Linked DNA regions of Homo sapiens: regions 2 and 3 are each linked to region 1. Evidence: chromatin contacts called from ENCODE Hi-C or POLR2A ChIA-PET data. All regions are on one chromosome and are shown on one strand. Each heading gives the region's core, a stretch centred on a gene start or an enhancer-like site at or near the end of the contact. The rest is flanking DNA. Distances are from core to core; before and after follow the strand shown.

Region 1 (2,720 bases), core at 57-2,556:
GATAAGATACCTCAGAGAAGCCTCTCACAAGCTACTTGCCTAGACTACATTGCCCCATTATGCCCATTATGGACTCACTCTGTGAACCACTTCTTCATGGCCCTTGGTGCAGTTGGAATGTCATGTGTGTTTCTGTGATTATTTGCTTAAGCTCAAATCCTCCCTTCCATACACCTCTTCCCCCAAGACTTAGAGGTCAACTAAAGGCCAATGTCCCCTTTTCCAGCACCTGGCACAGAGTAAGTAGTAATCCACGAATATTTGTTAAAGAATGATTTCACTTCCCATTGTGTTATTTTGAGAATATACTTTCTGTTCCCTGATACAATGCTTTAATTAAGAAAGTAAAAAAAGAAGACCTTTTGCTTTTTGGGATGAGGCAGCGAGAGGATATTGAGTCCTGTGCACAGCAGAAACCCCAAGGGATAAAGTGATGATCATTGCCTCTTTGGGACCTGTGGCAAGGAAAAAACTGCATGGGTTGGCCACTGGGGGCTGGAAAGTAGCTTTAGGACTTAAAATACAGAGACTCGTGTGGGGTCTTCTCAGGAATTGAGACCCATGAAAGCAAAATTAAAAAAAAAATCATCAGGTTATTAGAAAAAAATAATGCGTTTCATTGTAGATTTGTTGAGTTTGAGGAACATTCATGAATCTAACACTTGGAAAAGAGCTGGAGATTTGACAAGGAGGTCTTAGTTCTCACATTGCTATAAAGAAATACCTGAGACTGGGTAATGTATAAAAAAAAGAGACTTAATTAGTTCACAGTTCCTCAGGCTGTATAGGAAGCATGGTGGCATCTGCTTGGCTTCTGGGGAGGCTTCAGGAAACTTCCAATCATGGGAGAAGGCAAAGGGGTAGTTGGCATGTCTTGTGGCTGGAGCAGGAGAAAGCTGGGTGGTGGGAGCTGCTACACACTACACAACTAGATGTCATGAGAACTCACTGACTATACAGTACCAAGGGGGGATAGTGCCAAACCATTCATGAGAACTCTGACCCCATGATCCAATCACTTTTCACCAGGTCCTACTTCCAACATTAGGGATTACAATTCAACATGAGATTTGGGTGGGGACACAGATCTAAACCCTATGAAACATGTAGAGTTGGGAGTTCACCGAGTATATGCTTAAGAGCAATCTCAACCATAGAAGTAGATGAGAGTGGGCAGAGTAAGAAGAGAAGGCTAAAGATGGAAGCTGAAAGAGAATCACATTTAAGAGGCAAGAGGAACAAGTAGGGCAAGGGGCAGTGAGGACTACCCAGAGGAATGAAAGCAGAAGTAAGAAAGAGCCAGTCTTAGAATTAGAGGAGGGAAGAGTTTCAAGAAGGAGGAAGTAACCCCCAACACCAAACATAGCTAACAGGTCAAAAGATAAGACACAAGAAACACTCAATTCAAAATGACATATGCTGTGAGTGTTATGAATTACTTTTCCTCAAAGGATTATTTGTAATGATGTGTGTATGTCTTAAAATTCTTAAAGTTAATATGGCATAAGTTTCAGGAAGGCAATTTATAAGGCTAAAAATCCAGACACAGTGTCCATTTTGTATTTGAATTTCTACTTTGAATGATTTTTAAGCCCCATTCAGATTCTTGTCCTCTTCCCACAATGCTATTTGGCCTCTCATTTCTATGCATATGTGGAATTGGTTATTTTGGTAATTTTTATTGCCACTCATATCAGTAAAGAATACCAGTATAGGTTAAGTCTAATTTATTCCCGTATTCTACTTAACTAAAATGAAACGTTAACCCCAATTTTTTTAAAGGCTAGAATAGCTAATTAAGCAAATGGGACATGCAAGATCCCTATTACCAACTGAAAATGTTGCTGCCAAACCTGGAACAAATTCATTCATTTGCTAAATAAATGTTGATTATTGAGCTGATCAACTAAAACATGTTTAGAATTACCTCTGGCTTCTGTCTTTCAGAGAATTATACATAAAAGCATTCAAAAGGGAGGAAAAATTAAGCAAGAAAATACTCTATGTACCAAATGTTAAGGATGCCTTTCTCTTCCTCTGTAGTTTTTTTTTTTTTTTTTGGTTTTGTTTTGTTTTGTTTTGTTTTGAGATGGAGTCTTGCTCTGTTGCCCAGGCTGGAGTGCAGTGGCACAATCCCGGCTCACTGTAACCTCCACCTCCTGGGCTCAAGAGATTGTCCAGCCTCAGCCTCCCAAGTAGCTGAGATTACAGGCGTGTGCCACCATGCCTAGCTAATTTTTTTGTATTTTTAGTAGAGATGGGGTTTCACCATGTTGGTCAGGCTGGTCTCAACCTCCTGACCTCAAATGATCCACCAACCTCAGCCTCCCAAAGTGCTGGAATTACAGGCATGAGTCACCGCACCCGACCCCTTTGTAGTTTTCTAATGTTGAGCTAATCATGAGCACAATTGTTTGCCAGTTTCTCTCTTCTTAGTCTTTTAAACAACTATTTTATTAAAAGGATTTCAGATCCGTCATTTCATTTTATTATATTTTTAATTAGAAATGAACTGTAACAAAATAGGAAATGCAGTGAACTAGTCTGACTTCTGCCTATAACCAGGTAGATATAGGTAATTTTTTTCTATAATTTTTATTAATTGAGACTCTAGCTAAAGGTTTGATAGTTCTATTTTGATATATACCCTTTTTTTTTTTTACCATAGGTGTATTCCTTAAAAGAGAATCTGTAAATTTACTGCTGAATGAAACTTAGAG
Region 2 (2,720 bases), core at 98-2,597, 110 kb after region 1:
CTTTCATTTATTTATGTGTTTATAAAACAAGAGGCAGTTGAGAGCCATGGCCAAGAGCCCAGGTTCTGGAGCTGTGTTGCCCAGATCTGAATCCCCTGCGCCATGCAAAGGTCTCTGTGACCTTGAGCCATCACTTAACTCAGCCTCTGCTTTCCTACTGTAAAGAGGGGGGCTGTGTAATAGTTGTGCCCATTTCACAGGGTTAAGGTGGTTACATGGGAGGCTATTGGGGTGGTTAGCAGATACCCGATGTATACTAAGCCTTAAATAAAAGTTAGCCTTAGTGATGTATTGTTATGGGCCATTTTTTGAAATGATGAATGTTGAGGATGAAAAGGGGCCATACAAATAGAAAACCAAAGAATATAAAACAAAATATGAAACTCAACCGCTTCCTACAAGTAAGATATTTTTTTCTTTTGATTGGAAATTATCCATCAAATTTGATAATGTAAGAGAGTCAAGAATATATTATGTCCTATTTCCCCCTACCTTTTTTCCCCATAATTTTTATTTCAAAATAAGCTCTAGAGATTCTTAGCTGGTTCAGCAGGTCATGGAGTAAAATTAAAAAATAACAATGAAGGGGCACTGAGCTAGGTGCCAGGGATATGAGTGTGCCTGGTGGCCTACACCGGAGGTCATGCTTCTTGCACATGGAATAGAGCAGATGACATTGCTTATCCCAGTGGGGTGTGAGAGAAATACTCCAATTAATTGTATGTAAGGTGCATTTTGTGGCATAAAAATGACAAATCCAGCTAACACCAACTTGTCAACTTTAGTAAGGATGGTGCAGATTATTAGGGAGAAAAACAATGTTGTACATACTATACTAAAAATACCATTTTAATGTTTGTTTTTATTTTCATTTTGAAACAATTTCAGACATAAAAATGTAGCAAAAATAATACAAAGAACTCCCATATGGCCTTCACCCAGATGCTAACATCTTATATAACAAATAGTACAGTTATGAATATGAGGAAACTAACACTGATACAAGATGACTGCGTAATAATAGAAAGCTCTTATTTACATTTCCGCACTCATTCCACTTTTGTTTTCTTTCTTGTCCAGGATCACCTGATGCATTTGGTTGTCATGTCTCTTAGTCTCCTTTAATCTGGACTATTTCCTGTCTTTGTCTATCATGACCTTTACACTTTTCATGAAGACTGGTTATTTTGTAGAATGGCTCTCACCGAGAGCTTGCTTCCTAATGATTACATTCATTATGCAGTTTTCACGAGAATACCAGAGCGTTAGTGTTGTGTCCATCTCAGCGCACGTATCAGAAGGCGCGTGATGTCCACTGATCTCATCACTGAAGCTGTTGACTCTGGTCAGTTGGTTACGGTGATGTCAGTGTCAGCTCTCTCCACTGTTAAGTCACTGTTGTTTCCCTTTGTTCTTAAGTATGTTGTGGGAGATACTTAGAGATTGTGTAAATATCCTGTTTCTCAGCATACTTTTGCTCAAAAAAATTGAACATTTATTGCTGATTCTTAATGTGTAACAGTTATTACTGTGGTATTTGCAAATTGCTGATTTTTTAATTTTCATTATTCCTTCTACATAGTTGAAATTGTACTGTAAGGAAGAGTTTCCTCTTCTTCCATAGAACGTGAAATCATAGATTCTTATTCTATGGCTACTGTATTAGTCTGCTTAGACCCACCACCAAAATGCCATCAGTTGGACGGCTTAAATAACAGATACTTATTATCTCCCAGTTCTGGAAGCTGGAAAGTTCAAGATCAGGGTTCTGACAGGGTTCGGTTTCTGGTGAGGGGTCTCTTTCTGGCCTGCAGATGACCACCTTCTGCCCCTGTCCTCACATGGTGGGCCTGGGCTGGGGATGGGGGCATTGAGCTCTTTGGTGTCTGTACTTAAAAGGACATTAATTCCATCAGATCAGGGCCCACCCTGATGAACTCATTTAGCCTTAAATACCTCCTAAGGGCCCCATCTCCAAACAAAGTCACACTCGAGGTTAGGGTTGCATTGTAGGAATTTGGGGGAGACAAAAACATTGAGCCCATGACAGTTACAGTCTGTTATTATCACTATTTACAAAAAGGTTATTAAAAAATATTTGGAAGAGGGATTATTGCTAAAGCAAAGAAACTCTGTATTGACCATCAATACAAAGTAAAACTGAACGTCGTATCCTGTGGTGTGTTAGTATACCGTGTGTGGCCTGTTGTGCTGCTTTCTGGGCAGGGTGCATGACTTGGCTCCTGATCGCGAGAAGCTGTCATTTTAGTTCCTACCTACTCTCTTGTCCCTGTTGCCATGTTCCTGTCCATTAGTATTTAGTCTTGTAAGAAGAATAAGAGAATTGATGTGTCAAACCTTGCCTGAGTCTGCTGGCTTAATTGGGTGGATGATGATGGAAGGTGAGAGGACCCAGAACCCAAGTATGTTGTAGTAATTGATAGATGGTGAGTCATCCCTGCAATTTGCATATCCTGTCCCAGCTTTAGAGGACTGTTGGGGATTTTGAAACCAAAACTTAACAGAATATGAATTCTGCTGTTGCTCAAGTTTTTGAGTTTGTTACCCTTTGTGGCTCATTCTGAAGTTTTGCTGATAATCATATATTTGCTAATGTCTAAAAACAGAACGGTTGGGTCACTGCTGTAAGGCAGATAAATACAGCAGTTCTAGAACCTGCTGACTTGGTGGATTCACATCTACAAGGGAAAGCAGTTTTC
Region 3 (2,720 bases), core at 75-2,574, 76 kb after region 1:
TGTCTCCCTCCCTCCCCCTCTCTACACACACACACACACACACACACACACACACACACACACACACACACACAGAAGTTCACTGAAAACTTCAGGATTTTCTGTGGCTAAGAGTCCTTTCAATCATGAAAGTATTATTTACTTCTAAAACTTTTTGGAGGACTTTTAAAATTGTTACAAAGTTTTTTTCAAAATCCTCTTTTTACAAGTATTAGTTTCTGGGAAAAGCTGGAAGACATCTATTTTCTAGTTAAAAAATAAAGGCAAAGGATTCATTTTCTAAGAGAATTTTAATTTTATAACCTCCCAGATTAATGTCTTGGTGTATAAATGTGTATCTCATGGAATGTGACATGAGAAGCACGTCATTTGTTAGGTGCTAAATTTGTTTTTACGATTATCGATTTTATAAGTGATCTTCAGTTTGTTGAAGAATGAGTAAAACCACATAGATATTACTTTCCCACTTTAATCTTTTGGATGAAAGCAACACATTCAAAGCCAAAGGACTTAGAGTGAAATCTTAAGGTGTTTGCTACCATAATTCTAATTTGGTATTCATAAAAAATTATGTAATATTTCAAGACTTAACGTGCTCTGTTTGAATACACACATCAAAACTCTGTGGTTGCTTTCTTTTTTCCACTTGAGAAACTAAATTAATTTAAAGCTAGTTTGTGGAATATAATTGAACACTAGTTATTTTAATTTCCTTGCTACTTGATCAAGATCTTGCTCTTTTAAGCATCATGTGAAACCGTTAGTACCCACTTTCACCTGGCAAAATAAGGCATTTTACATGATCAGGGCAAATATTTTTCTGACTCTGATGAAGGACTTCTGTGCCAGTCAACACATTATTATTTTTACAAAGTTATAGTCTGTGAGTTGGAAATGTGGGTATTTTTTTCTTTCCATGTTATTTGCTATAGTTATTAATATTAATTGGAAAGTGATTGTTATTAAGCAGGTAGTGAATAGATTCACCTGCCCTTTTTACATGTGCCTCATAGAATGGCATCGGCCAATGATTAACTTTCTTGCAGAGATGTGGATGTTGGTTGTTCTGATGCTATATTGGTATATTATTCCTATCGGTATAGGACTATTAAAAACTTTCTACAAATGTAATGGGAAAATGTACGTTCGGGGAGCAAAGGGGTAGTAGGGCTTATCAAATGCAAGTGACTACTGGGAGAGTGCTGTTTCAGATGAAGCCTGCAGAAAGAAAAAAAGAAATGTAGGTGCCGGAAACAGTGCAGGGAGAACTTAAGAAGAACCGCAGTTGGGGTTTGTGCAGGCTGAAGAAAGCATTTGATGATAAGCCAGCTGCAGGATGTTGACACAGGGGCTGTGTTAGCCTGGGTGTTTGGAATTGCCTTCTGAGTAGAATTTTAGAGCTGTTCCTTGGTTCTACTTAAGTATTTGATAATATCTTTTGGGATCGATAATTTTTCAAAACAGGCTTCCTAAATTAATGCCTTCCTGCTGCATAAAAAGCTGTTCCTTTTCTTTGGTAGATTGGGAAAAGAGCATTGAAAGGTCATGGTTTCTCCCGTGACTTTTATATGAGGGTACGTTTTTCTCCCCCTGGAGTTTAGATGGCCATCATAAAAACTGGTTGATAATCAGTAAGTTATACAATATACTTTAAAGGCATTGTAGCTCTCAACATTTCTCAGATATTTATTTTGAAATTCATGGTGGAAGAATTTGTGTAATGTATTCTTTTCTGTGTTTCCCTATGTAATATTGGTAAAAGCATTATTGGGAAACAAGGAGAGTAATGAAAGTAGCATCAAAACTTATTGGAGTTAGGGGAAAATAATTAAAATGTGTTGTATTAGATTTTTTCCTAAAGATAGGTGGCAAGGCAACCTTTCCTTGGTCAAGTTTATTAGAAACCTATTTCAGACATTGTAGAGAATGTTGTATGTTTATATAGCATTCCTGGAAAGCCATCTGAAAATAGTAATCAAAATTAATATATATGGCCTTTGATCTCACAGTCCCACTTCTGATAATCTATCCCATAGAACTAAAAGTACTGATTAGTAAAACTGTGTGTGTGTATATATATGTATATATATGTATGTGTCTGTGTGTGTATGTATATATATGTGTATGTCTATATATATAAATATATTTATAGCATCATAGTATATTGCATCTAAACATTGGAAACAGGCCAGGTGCAGTGGTCTCACATCTGTAATCCCAGCACTTTGGGAGGCCAAGGTGGGAGGATTGCTTGAGCCCAAGAGTTTGAGACCAGTGTGGGCAACATAGTGAGACACCATTACTTTTTTCTTAAAAAAAAAAAAAAAAAAAAAAGCCAGGTGTGGTGGTGCACCTCTGTAGTTTCAACTACTTGGGAGGCTGAGGCAGGAGGATCTCTTGAGCCCAGGAGGTTGAGGCTGCAATGAGCCATGATAGTGCCACTGTACTCCAGCACGGGTGACAGAGTGAGACCCTGTCTCAAAAGATACAATGGAAACAAAGTGAATGACCTTCAGTAGTGGAACAGCTAAATAAATTATAGTGCGTTCACTCTCTGAAGTAATATAATTAAAAGTGAGCTAGACCAGTTGTGTAGGAGGGATCTGTATGATGTAGTTTAGGAAAAGGCACATTCAGAGAAATATATGTAATAGGATTTCATATTTTTAAAACGCAAAGCATTTCTCTTGTTGCTTTTGTCATCACACATACCAACCAAG

What was found. Hi-C counts contacts between places; a loop is a spot of excess contacts on that map. ChIA-PET counts read pairs that join two places held with the same protein, here RNA polymerase II (POLR2A). Pooled maps may share reads with other maps.
Region 2: a loop to region 1 is called in a pooled map, with 2.6 times the contacts of the local background. The contact joins two enhancer-like sites. A Hi-C loop is called at or near these places in 2 of 50 pooled maps. POLR2A ChIA-PET finds 5 or more read pairs at or near these places in 5 of 52 experiments (CD4-positive, alpha-beta T cell, GM12878, PC-9 and 1 more).
Region 3: a loop to region 1 is called in a pooled map, with 1.8 times the contacts of the local background. The contact joins two enhancer-like sites. A Hi-C loop is called at or near these places in 1 of 50 pooled maps. POLR2A ChIA-PET finds 5 or more read pairs at or near these places in 4 of 52 experiments (MCF 10A, WTC11, activated B cell and 1 more).

The regions. Positions count from the first base shown.
Region 1 is chr10:22,741,482-22,744,201 of GRCh38, reverse strand. No RefSeq gene overlaps it. Among named protein-coding and RNA genes, the nearest start is that of PIP4K2A, 28 kb to the right of the region's middle. Within about 2 kb of position 1,306, at least 2 of the 41 ENCODE cell types and tissues checked have a DNase peak (open chromatin) inside an H3K27ac peak, as active enhancers do.
Region 2 is chr10:22,630,543-22,633,262 of GRCh38, reverse strand. All of the region lies in intron 1 of PIP4K2A (phosphatidylinositol-5-phosphate 4-kinase type 2 alpha), which reads left to right. Among named protein-coding and RNA genes, the nearest start is that of PIP4K2A, 83 kb to the left of the region's middle. Within about 2 kb of position 1,347, at least 6 of the 41 ENCODE cell types and tissues checked have a DNase peak (open chromatin) inside an H3K27ac peak, as active enhancers do.
Region 3 is chr10:22,665,220-22,667,939 of GRCh38, reverse strand. The region is part of intron 1 of PIP4K2A (phosphatidylinositol-5-phosphate 4-kinase type 2 alpha); the gene reads left to right. Among named protein-coding and RNA genes, the nearest start is that of PIP4K2A, 48 kb to the left of the region's middle. Within about 2 kb of position 1,324, at least 5 of the 41 ENCODE cell types and tissues checked have a DNase peak (open chromatin) inside an H3K27ac peak, as active enhancers do.